Linked DNA regions of Homo sapiens: regions 2 and 3 are each linked to region 1. A link is an interaction called in ENCODE POLR2A ChIA-PET data of the cell type or tissue named here. Cell type or tissue: OCI-LY7. All regions are shown on one strand.

Region 1 (4,000 bases):
CATGCTTGTAATCCCAGCACTTTGGGAGGCTGAGGCGGGCGGATCGCTTGAGGTCAAGAGTTCAAGACCAGCCTGGGCAACATGGTGAAACGCTGTCTCTACTAAAAATACAAAAATTAGCCGGATGTGGTGGCATATGCCTGTAATCCCAGCTACTTGGGAGGCTGAGGCAGGGGAATCACTTGAGCTGGGGAGGTGGAGCAGAGATTGAACCACTACACTCCAGCCTGGGCAACAGAGTGAGACTCTGCCTCAAAAAAAAAAAAAAAAAAAGGGGGGGGGGGCGGGGTTTGCTCTGTTGCTCAGGCTGGAGTGCAGTGGTGTGATCATAGCTCACTCCAGCCTCAACCTCCTGGGCTCAAGCCATCCTCCTGCCTCAGCCTCCTGAGGAGCTGGGGCCGCAGGTGTGTACCACTGTGTTACATGCCAGGTCTAGCTCAAAGCCCTTCACCTGGATTAACTCATCTTTCCCCCAAAAGCCCTACAAGGTAGACACTATTGTTGGCCCCATTTTACAGGCTGAGAAACGGAAGCACAGAGAGCTGGAGTGACTTGCCCCAGGCCACACAGCTAAGGGGAAGCTTTGTAAATAACAGAGGACCTTACTGGAGTATTTTTTTTTCTTAGCCTACCCCAGAAAACAGGAAGGAATCCTCACCCTACTTGTCCCAGCCCTGACCAGGTGAGGAAAAATGTCAGCCCTCTCAAGAAAGAGGGCCTCTGGAAAGGGAGAGGCAGCCAGCTCCGACTCCAGCACCTCCTCCAGGTTGCCTTCCTGGCTTGACTCTGCCCAACCCAGCTTTCCCTAGAATTCAGTGTGGGCCTTTGGGGCGTGGGGGTGGTGGGGGGACCAGGCCTGCAGAGGACTACTTCCGTGTGCACCAACCCCATGCCCACTTGGGGATGGGGGAGCGTACTATTAATAAATACCTTCTCTCATATGAGTCAGGAGGGTCAGGTTCCATTCACTCATGCACATTCTGGGCAGGACTGTTCAGGGCAGCCTCCACATCTCGAATTGACGCCCACATTTCCCTCTCTGGGTGTCAATTTCCTTATCTGGGAGAGGGGGTGATAACAGTGATAACCCTCCCCCTAATCTGGAAGGTGAAAGCCCAGGAGAAGGGAGGCAATGCTTAGAGCGGGAGCAGTGCAGGGGCAGGGGTGGAGTGGGGGGCAGTGCCGGGAGGCAGGAGGACTGCTATTGTGGTTACTGTTGAAACTTCCAGGAGAAGTTAATAGCCTGGCATGGTGGGTGGTCAGAACCCCAGAATCTTTGGACCCAGAAGCTTCAGGGGCCTCCCAGCCACCAGGTGATACCATTACCCTCCACATTCTACCTAAAATGATACCAGGGCTGAAAGGGTCCATGTCACCTGCCCGTAGTCACAGAGGGGGCCCATCCAGCCTCTGCAGATGGGCTTAGAGGTTAAAACAGCCCAGGTAGACCAGGCGTGGTGGCTCACACCTGTAATCCCAGCACTTTGGGAGGCTGACATGGGAGGATCACTTGAGCCCAAGAGGCTGTGGCTGCAATGAGTTATGATCATGCTATGGCACTCCAGCCTGGGTGACAGAGCGAGACCCTGTCTCTAACCATTCCCCACCTCAAAAAAAAACCCAGGAATTACATGCAAAGGATGCACGTGCTTCTGGTGAGGAAGTCTCTAGGCCTGGGCTCCCCCTAGAGCCGCCCATCGTCCTGACGTGCACTCAGGCGGTGCGGCAGGGCTGGGCGGAAGGGAGGCTCATGCCGCACACAGGGCTATTTTCTTGGTGGGATGAGGCTTTGCCAAGGAAGTCCTGCTTCCAGGGACAGGGGTCTCTAAGGCCCAGAGCAGAGTTGAGGAAAAAAGACCTCAAATCTGCAGGAGGACACACAGGGCGGGTGGACCCCAGCTCCAGCTGCGGCGTTGGTCAGGGAGGGGTACTGGCAGCATGAGAAGTGAAGCTGCCAGAAGAGGAACCCACTTTTACTCACTCTGCTGGGGGCCGCCCACCTGTGCTTTCCCAGGGAGACAGGGGCTGGGCAGCCCCAGCTGGGAGTTGAGACCACCTTCTGGGTGACCCCAGCCTTGTCTCAGCCCAGGCCTCCGGTGCTTCTGGGGCTCACAACACACATCTGTCCCTGGTTCCTTGTCTTAGCAAATCCTACTCCATTGCCTAACAATTTTCTTTCTGTTCCCATCTCAGGCTGAAAAGGGGACCACCGCTCCCCGGGCAACCCCTATCCCATCCTGTGCCCCTCTAACCCTGGACCCCACACCTTGGCCCTGATGAGCTCACTCTCCCGTCTGTGTCTTCACAGCCCACCTCACCCCGCCTCCCCCGGCCCAGGAAACTTCAGACTTCACCGCAGCTTCCTGCCTCAGAGGATGTCAGGGCCCCGGTGAGGCCGACAGAGCAGTGAGTGCCATGGCCCCCGCCCCTTCCCTTCTGAGCCCTGCGAGCCCCGTCACCCGATCTGCCCTCCCTCCGCTGTGGTGTCTGTAACTACTTCCTCAGGAGGGAGACAGCCACACGGGCCTTCCACGAGGGCCCCTGTGGGCAGCGTCCGGCCCCTGCCCAGGACCAGCGTTTGGTCCTGGGTGTGGAGAAATTCAGCCTCTGAGAGCCACCCCTGTCTCACAGCTCTGGTGGCCACCAGTCGGGAAGATGCCCCTTCCGCCACTGTGTGTGGCCCATTGGGTTCTAGAACTTTCTACAACTACGTTTACTAGACTCATTTCTGGCTTGGCCATTCCCTCACCCTCTTGGCCTTTGCCTCTCTCTACGTGGCCGCCTGGCCATGGCTTTCTGTCCTGTTCTCCTGAGAGCCGTCCACCTGCAGGCCGAGATGAATCATCTCCGGCATTCGGATCCACTACCCATTCATTCCATCACCTTCCAGGCCTTGCTCCATGACAAGCACTGGGACCTGGGCTCTCCCTGGTGGCACTCACTGACCAGGGGATTTCCTCCTATGAGCAAGCCTTCCCTGGTCACGGGGGGATACCCTACAGGGAGCAGCCAGATCTCTTCTCCCTGGGTGCCCCTCCTTGGGGTCTGTCAGACTGTGAGGCTAGCCACCTCCCCTGAGCCCTGCTTCTCTGCTGCTTGGAAGAGACTTGCCAGGGAAGATAGATCTCCCCGCTGCAGCAGGGTCTGGGGGTCAGCTTGGGGCATGGCACCGTAGATTCCAAAGCACAGGCTTGAGCTAGGGCTGGGCAGGGATGGTAGGAGGATCTTTTTAATTTTTTTTAATTTTTATTTTTTGAAACAGGGTCTCGCTCTGTTGCCCAGGCTGGAGTGCAGTAGCGTGATCTTGACTCACTGCAATTTCCGCCTCCTGGGTTCAAGCAATTCTCCTGCCTCAGCCTTCCGAGTAGCTGGGACTATAGGTATGTGCCAACACGCCTGGCTAATTTTTATACTTTTAGTAGAGACGGGGTTTCATCATGTTGCCCAGGCTGGTCTTGAACTCCTGGCTTCAAGCAATCCTCCTGCCTCAGCCTCCCAAAGTGCTGGGAGATGTAGTCTCGCCCTGTCACCCAGGCTGGACTGCAATGGCACAATCTCGGCTCACTGCAACCTCTGCCTCCCGGGTTCAAACGATTCTCCTGCCTCAGCCTCCCGAGTAGCTGGGATTACAGGTGCCCACCACCACACCCAGCTAATTTTTGGATTTTTAGTAGAGATGGGGTTTCACCATGTTGGGCAGGCTGGTGGACATCATATATTAATCTGATTTAATCCTCATGACCCTCTTAGTGCTCATGACAGATCAGGAAACTGAGGCCCAGACATCCCCAATGATACGTAGCCAATAGAGCTGGGGTCAAAGCCCAGATCTGACTCCAAAGAGGATGGCAGGAACAGGATGGGACCATGGATGGGATCCCCATGGTGCCAGTGGTCGCCTGCTTCTGGTGACTGTAGCAGGGGATGCTCCTCCATCCCTCTGGTAGCAGCTCTTAGCACAAATTCTTCCTACAGCAACTTGCAGCTTTCCAGAATCTCC
Region 2 (4,000 bases), 320 kb before region 1:
GCAAAAGAATACACCCTAACCCCCCCACCCCACCCCACATCACTCCATTCCCAAAGGTCTCAGCTTTTTAAAAGCTACCTTGATGGCTGGGCGCGGTGGCTCACGCCTGTAATCCCAGCACTTTTGGGAGGCTGAGGAGGGTGAATCACCTGAGGTCAAGAATTCAAGACCAGCCTGGCCAACATGGTGAAACCCAGTGTCTACTAAAAATACAAAAATTAGCTCGGTGTGGTGGTGCGCACCTGTAATCCCAGCTACGTGGGGGTGCTGAGGCAGGAGAATCACTTAAACCTGGGAGGCAGAGGTTGCAGTGGGCCAAGATTGTGCCACTGCACTCCAGCCTGGGCGACAGAGCGAGACTCCATCTCAAAAAAAAAAAAAAAGGCTACCTTGTTGTCTGAAGTTTGTATCTGACCTCTTGCTGGCCACTCTACTCAGTAGGAGCCTCTAAAGAAAGAGGAGGGGCTCATAACATGCCAATCATGCTTCCACTTCATTGTGATTGGTCAAGCCTACAGGGGTATAGAGTCACCCAAATAACATAATACATCAAGAGAAATGTCTAGGCCAGGCACGGTGGCTCACACCTGTAATCCCAGCACTTTGGGAGACTGAGGAGGGTGGATTGCTTGAGGTTAGGAGTTCAAGACTAGCCTGGCCAACAGAGTGAAGCCCCGTCTCTACTAAAAATACAAAAATTAACAGGTCATGGTAGCACACACCTGTGATCCCAGCTGCTCAGGAGGCTGAGGCACAAGAATCACTTGAACCCAGCAGGCAGAGGTTGCAGTGGGCGGAGATCGTGCCACTGCCCTCCAGCCTGGGCAACAGAGTGATATTCTGTCTCAAAAAAAAAAAAAAAGGAGAGAGAGAGAGATGTCTGTAAGCAGGAATTCTTCTCAAAGGTTTTTCCCATTACCAATCAGGAGCAAAAGAATTATCTTGAGGTTGATTTCCTTTGAGGACTCTCAAAAGCTCACTTCTGAATTTAAGGAAGTAAAAAAACACAATTCTCAACTATCATGGCTCAAAGAGCGGAAAGGAAAAGTGCGGACAAACAAAAAAGTTGCCGCTAACACAAACTCCCTTCCTCCCTTTATATCATTTCAGAGATAGAAGGGGGTCTCTCCTGACCCCTTCACTTCACAGGTGAGGAAATGAAGGCCCAAAGAAAATTAGGGAGTGGCTTTCAAGACCAGAGTCTCTTATATAATACCATCCAGAGAAAGACCTCCCTCCAAGGGCCCAGGCAATAACAGCAGCTTTAAGCATGTTCAAAGGGCCAGACCAGTGGTAAGTCTGCTGTAGACATGATCTCACTTATTCCTTTAAACAGCCCCATAAGGTGGGTACTTGACAGATGAGGAGACTGAGGCGCATTGCCGCGAGGAAGGGAAAGGACCTGGATCTGACTCTGTAGGCAACTGGAGCCTGGGCTCTCAACTGCACCGCTCCAATGCTTCATGCCAGAGACGAGGAGGATGCCAAATGAGGCTGGTGACAAACTCAGGCTGAAGCAGAAGAAAATTAAGTGTCCCTTACTACATGCTATTAATTCTGTATTCTCAGTTCAAATCCAATTCCAAGGTGGGTAGGTATGGTTTGGATAGCCAGGTTGCTGTCTGATCTGGCAAGGGCCAACTGTGGAACCGGGAGGCCATGGTTAGGACATGATAACGTAGTGGGTTCCCTCCAAACACTAGGAAGGCCACTGTCCTGACACCTCTTACAAATTCCTCTTTTGACACTTGCAAAATGCTTCTTCTCTATTTCCCTAAAGCAAATTTCCTATAGTTAACTGGTGCACACAATTATCCAATATCTGTTTTGTATTAATAGTGTGCTGGACTATATATACAATACAAATTATGCCAGCCCTTGCCCAACAGAATTGCCAACTTAAAATTTAGCATGTACACTGTGCTTTTGGGTGGCCCTCCCTCCCTCCGTCTGACCTCATCTTCTAGCGACCCTAAAAACTGAATCCTCCCCCAATTCCACTGGGCCAAGCCTTAACTTATATTCTTAGAAAGAGGTCCCCAAAGCTGATGCCACCCAGCCAGTTGGATCCAGAACTTTCACCATGTGATGTGGAAATAAACAAAAACAGATGGAAGCCGAGTCCTCCTCCATCACAATTGTCACTCATGTCTCTGCTTTCTCTCTGGGTGTCGTGTACATTTCTGATCTGCCTATCAGAGAGTGAGAACCCAGAAATGACCCCTGGCTGCTAAGAGGTTTTGCCCAGACTCAGCCGTGTCAGGCAATGTGCAAAGGTGAAGGGAGGAGGGAAAACAGGAAGACGATGACACTTGGAGTTAGTCACCAGCCTCTCCATGCCCACTTCTAGGAATGGGCATGGGGAGGGCAGACTGGGCAGCAGCTGTCCCCGTGGACTCTGGTTTACCTAAGCGGAGGGGCTCTCCAGCGTGAAACCCCTTTCCTTGTGCCCATGTCACAAAGGCCACAGCTAAAGCTTGGGAACATCATTTTCCAGAGGCTCAGGGCAGAGAAACAGAATGGATCCTTTTAATGTTGAGACCAATGACGGGCTGGTACCCTCCTGGACCAATGGGCATCATTTGTAAACATGCCCCTAAGAAGGGAACAGAAGTGACCCATGCCTGTAATCCCAGGCTTTGGGCGTGGATCACTTGAGGTCAGGAGTTCGAGACCAACCTGGCCAACATGGTGAGACTCCGTCTCTATTAAAAATACAAAAAATTAGCCGGGCATGGTGACGCGTGCCTATAATCCCAGCTACTCGGGAGGCTGGGGCAGGAGAATCGCTTGAGCCTGGGAGGCAGAGGTTTCAGTGAGCCAAGATCATGCCACTGCACTCCACCCTGGGCAACAGAGCAACACCCTGTCTCAAAAAAAAGTAACAGAGCAGGAGGCCTGCATAGGGTTGCTTCCTACACAAGTAATATGCCTAACAAGCAATTGAGAATGCGCGCTTCAGTTATTTTACTATTATTTTACCATTTGTCTCTGCTCTTCAGGAGACTTGCCCCCCTTAACGGCAAAAGCAGAAGGTCTTTTGGAGAGTTATTTTTCTAACACAGTGTAAATAAAAGGAACTTTCTAACCACTTAACATAGCATTCCAGGGCTACCTGGATAAAACTGTAATTCGAACAGTGACAGTAGGACAGACCAGGGGCTGCAGTGATTTCTCTTAAGGAAATTCCTAATGTTACTTAATTGCTTTTTATTTTTCCCCTGGAGAGTCGTTCCACAAGCATTTAAAAACCACATATATTCATCATATAAATAGACTCTAAATAGACTAAGCTTTCTGTTAAGTGAGAATTCTTCTCCTAATTATGTCTCCTTACGTTACCAAAAACCACCCAATAAATATTTACATTCACTGGAAGATGTGTGACTGTGCACAGGATTTTTAAAAATTAACTAATTTAACAGGTGACTGGCATTGATCTGAGACATGTTTTTCCACCACTCACCCCATTCCCAATGCCTTTGCTGACCTTAGAAAGTTACTTCCCTTCTCTATTCATTTCCCTATCAAAATCCACACTAAGGCTCAGCGAGGCAAATTGAATGACACAAGTGGGTTCACTTTATAAACCACCCCCACATAAAAACATGAGAAGCTAAATATATGTAAAATGCCAGCCTAATTCTGGCCTATAATCAAGATTTTGTAATTTAATGATTTTTTTTTTATAACAAGATAAAATCTCCCTGTTGGTTTGCTTCCTAAACAGAGCACCAATCCCATTGTCTAGCCCATCATCCTCCAAAAAAGGACCTTGGAGAAATAAGATCTGAAGTTCTGTGGACCATAGACTCCAAACAAAAGCCCAAATCCAAAGATTATTCAAAATGAGATGACAGGTTGGGCGCAGTGGCTCACGCCTGTAATCCCAGCTCCTTGGGAAGCCAAGACAGGAGGATCACTTGAGGTTAGGAGTTCGAGACCAGCCTGGTTGACATGGTGAAATCCCATCTCTATTAAAACTACAAAAAATTAGCCG
Region 3 (4,000 bases), 81 kb after region 1:
CTCCAGCGATCCTCCCAGCTCAGCCTTCCAAGTAGTTGGGACTACAGGCATGTGCCACTGTGCCCAGCCAATTAAAAACAATTTTTTGGCTGGGTGTGGTGGCTCATGCCTGTAATCCTAGCACTTTGGGAGGCCGAGGCGGATCACTTGAGGTCAGGAGTTCGAGACCAGCCTGGCCAACATGGTGAAACCCTGTCTGTACTAAAAATACAAAAATTAACCGGACATGGTGGCAGACGCCTATAATCCCAGCTGCTCAGGAGACTGAGGCAGGAGAATCGCTTGAACCTGGGAGACGGAGGTTGCAGTGAGCCAGGATCGCGCCATTGCCCTCCAGCCTGGGTGACAAGAGTGAAACTTCGTCTCAAAAAAAAAAAAAAAAAAAAAAAATTGGTGGATATGGGGTCTCACTATGTTGCCCAGGCTTGTCTTGAACTCCTGGGCTCAGGGGGTCCTCCCGCCAAAGTACTGGGATTATAGTCATGAGCCACTGGTGTGGAAAGAGTTCTTAATATATTCTAGATATAAATCCCTTATCGAATATATTTGGAAGTATTTTTTCCCCATTTTGTAGGTTTTCACTTTTTTTTTTTTAGTGCAGTGGCTCTCGGCCCACTGCAACCTCTGCCTCCTGGGTTCAAGAGATTCTCTTGCCTCAGCCTCCTGAGTAGCTAGGATTAAAGGCGCCCACCACCAGGCCCAACTAATTTTTGTGTTTTTAGTAGAGACAGGGTTTCACCATGTTGCCCAGGCTGGTCTCAAACTCCTGACCTCAAGTGATCCACCCACCTTGGCCTCCCAAAGTGCTGGAATTACTGGCGTGAGCCACCATGCCTGGCCTTCACTTTCTTAATTGTATTATTTTTAGTGCAACAGCTTTTAATTTTGATGAAGTCCAGCGTATCTACCTGTTCTTCAGTCACTTGTGCTTTAGTGTCCTAAGAAGTGGGCTGATTATTATTATTATTATTATTTTAGAGATGGGGTCTTCCTGTGTTGCCTAGGCTAACCTTGAACTCCTGGGCTCAAGCAGTCCTTCTGCCTCGGCCTTCCACAATGCTGGGATTACAGGCATGAACCACCACACCCAGCGTAAGCTGATTTTTTTTTTTTTTTTAGCTTAAAAGGAAAAAATCTTCTGCAGAAGGAACATGATTCACCAGATGGTTACCTCTGGAGGCAGCACACTTTTTCAAAATAATTAAAATAATGTTAACACAAACTAAATTCCCATTTTCTGGTCACTTTGTTTTATGTGCCAGGCACTGTACTAAGCACATTCCATGCTCTGCTCTTTACTCATTAAATCCACAACAACCCTGTTAAGTAGGTGCTCTCATATCCCCATTTCACAGATTAGAAGATGGAGGCTTACTAGCTAGGTGTGGTGGCGCATGCCTGTAATCCCAGCTACTAGGGAGGCTGAGGCGGGAGAACCACTTGAACCAGGAGGCGGAGGTTGCAGTGAGTGGAGATCGTGCCACTGCACTCCAGCCTGAGTGACACAGTAAGACTCTGTCTCAAAAAAAAAAAAAAAGAAGGCAAGGATGGGTGATCTCATTGTCAGGGGGTTTAGATTTTATCTTTGAGACAATAGGGAGCTATTGAAGGTTTTTTTTTTTTTTTTTTGAGACAGAGTTTCACTCTTGTTACTTAGGTTGGAGTGCAATGGCGGGATCTCAGCTCACCACAACCTCTGCCTCCTGGGTTCAAGCGATTCTCCTGCCTCAGCCTCCTGAGTAGCTGGGATTATAGGCATGTGCCACCACACCTGGCTAATTTTGTATTTTTAGTAGAGATGGGGTTTCTCCATGTTGGTCAGGCTGGTCGTGAACTCCCGACCTCAGTTGATCCGCCCGCCTCGGTCTCCCAAAGTGCTGGGATTACAGTCATGAGCCACCGCACCCGGCCTATTGAAGGTTTTATAGTAGAGATGCAACGTGATCAGAACATTAAAGCTTGCTCTGCTCTAGGTGAGCACAGGGAAGAGAGCTGGGCTGGAAACCCAGCTGCCCAGAGCTGCTGTGCCATTGCCCAGTGGCCTATTTGTGATTCTCCATTAGGTTTGGGGAAGATAAGTAAACCAAGAAGCTTTACATTTAAAAATTGGATCTAGGCTGTAATCCCCTCACTTTGGGAGGCCGAGGCAGACAGATCGCTTGAGCCTAGGAATTCAACATGACCCTGGGTAACATGGCAAAACCCCATTTCTACAAAAAAAAACCCCAAAATCAGCCAGGTGTGGTGGGGCACACCTGTAGTCCTAGCTGCTCAGGAGGCTGAGACGGGTGAATCGATTGAGCCCAGGAGGTTGAGGCTACAGTGAGCTGTGATTATGCCACTGCACTCCAGCCTGGGTGACAGAGTGAGACCCTGTCTCAATTAAAAAAAAAAAATGCATCTAAAAGCAGTCAAATAGCCCTGTGCTCTGCTTCCTGCAATCTACAACTGGAGACTCCCAAACAGGCAGAACTAGTGAGGATTCAGAGGCAGAAGTCCATGGACAGAACCTCACCCCTCCCCTGCCAGGCCCCACAGCTCTCCCAAGCAAGGGCAGCTGGGACCAGAGCAGGTGAAGGCTGGCCCGGGTGCCCAGCTAGTCTTGTTATCAGGGCTGGTGATCCTGGGCAGGGCCACTTAGGTGGGGCTGGTCTTTATCTCTTGAGGTACAGAGCCCATGTGTCTGAGCTTTGTGGTGACAGGAAGCTGTATCACCAGGCACCAGTGATGGCTGGGAGGGACCAGAGAGTTGGTGGCACGGGACATAGGACCCCTGGGCTCTGAAGACTGTGTAATCTTGGGCCACTCCTGGCATCCTCTGAGTCTTAGTGTCCTAACTGTGCAAGCCAGGGAGCACTGGAGCTGGTGTGGACCGTAGGATGTCCTCTGTTCCTGGCACCGGGGCATTGAGGAGTGTCCTGGAGATTTCTTTTCTCTCTTTTTTTTCTTTTTGAGATGGAGTCTCGGGCTGGGCGCGGTGGCTCACGACTGTAATCCCAGCACTTTGGGAGGCCGAGGCGGGTGGATCACAAGGTCAGGAGTTCAAGACCAGCCTGGCCAAGATGGTGAAACCCCGTCTCTACTAAAAATACAAAAAAAAAAAAAATTAGCTGGGCGTGGTGGTGGGCACCTGTAATCCCAGCCACTCAGGAGGCTGAGGCAGAGAATTGCTTGAACCTGGGAGGCGGAGGTTGCAGTGAGCCAAGATCACGCCACTACACTCCAGCCTGGGCGACAGAGCGAGACTCCTCTCAAAAAAAAAAAAGAGATGGAGTCTTGCTCTGTCGCCCAGGCTGGAGTGCAATGGTGCACTCCCACTGCAACCTCCGCCTCCCAGCTTCAAGTGATTCTCCTGCCTCAGCCTCCTGAGTAGCTGGGACTAACAGGAGCCCGCCACCAGGACCAGTTAGTTTCTTTTGTATTTTTAGTAGAGACGGGGTTTCACCATGTTGGCCAGTCTAGTCTTGAACTACTGACCTCAAGTGATCCACCTGCCTCAGCCTCCCAAAGCATTGGGATTGCAGGCATGAGCCACCGTGCCTGGCCTAAAATTTCTTGTCTCTCCAGCATCCACTCCTGTTCTCATAACAGCGTCTCCCTTCTCCATCCTTTCCCTGCTCCGTTCATGTCGTTTGGGTGGGGCATGTGAGCCAGGACTGGGCAGTGAGAATCCCTGTGATTGGTTCAGGGCTGGGCACCTGGCCAGAACTGGCCATATGGATTTGCTCTGGATCTTCTGCTTGAGAAAAGAGGCTCACTCTGAGCTCTGAGTATGCTGCACTGATCCAGTGGTGCTGCGGGGGCCAACCCTGAGTCAGCTGAAGGAAAACATGCTTGTATATAAAGCCAGAACAGAGAAACCAGAGCTGAGAGAAGATAGGCTGATTCCTGATGTCTGAGCAACTTGTTCCAGGCAGAAACAAGCTCCTGGATGAGTCAAACCTTTTTCCCTTTTGCTTAAGCTAGTTTGAGTTGGGTTTCTGGCATTTACAACCACTGG

What was found. Peaks named below come from ENCODE experiments on the same cell type or tissue, not always from the same donor. Only the 100,000 strongest peaks of a DNase experiment are listed, where the experiment ranks them.
Region 2: POLR2A ChIA-PET joins it to region 1 with 8 read pairs; 3 of 35 experiments call an interaction of 5 or more read pairs at or near these places.
Region 3: POLR2A ChIA-PET joins it to region 1 with 7 read pairs; 28 of 35 experiments call an interaction of 5 or more read pairs at or near these places.

The regions. Positions count from the first base shown.
Region 1 is chr12:121,787,637-121,791,636 of GRCh38, forward strand. The region is part of intron 2 of RHOF (ras homolog family member F, filopodia associated); the gene reads right to left. It also overlaps a transcript of SETD1B not described here. Among named protein-coding and RNA genes, the nearest start is that of RHOF, 4.1 kb to the right of the region's middle. RefSeq lists enhancers at 1,624-2,340, 2,467-2,536, 2,617-2,816. In OCI-LY7, a CTCF peak has its summit at 1,626; DNase peaks (open chromatin) are centred at 1,695, 1,955 and 2,405; H3K4me3 peaks cover 1,078 bases; H3K27ac peaks cover 2,968 bases.
Region 2 is chr12:121,469,250-121,473,249 of GRCh38, forward strand. The region is part of intron 12 of KDM2B (lysine demethylase 2B); the gene reads right to left. Among named protein-coding and RNA genes, the nearest start is that of MIR7107, 27 kb to the left of the region's middle. In OCI-LY7, no CTCF peak of the experiment used is centred here; no DNase peak of the experiment used is centred here.
Region 3 is chr12:121,868,985-121,872,984 of GRCh38, forward strand. The region is part of intron 2 of TIALD (transcript inducer of AURKA lysosomal degradation); the gene reads left to right. It also overlaps a transcript of HPD not described here. Among named protein-coding and RNA genes, the nearest start is that of HPD, 12 kb to the left of the region's middle. In OCI-LY7, no CTCF peak of the experiment used is centred here; no DNase peak of the experiment used is centred here.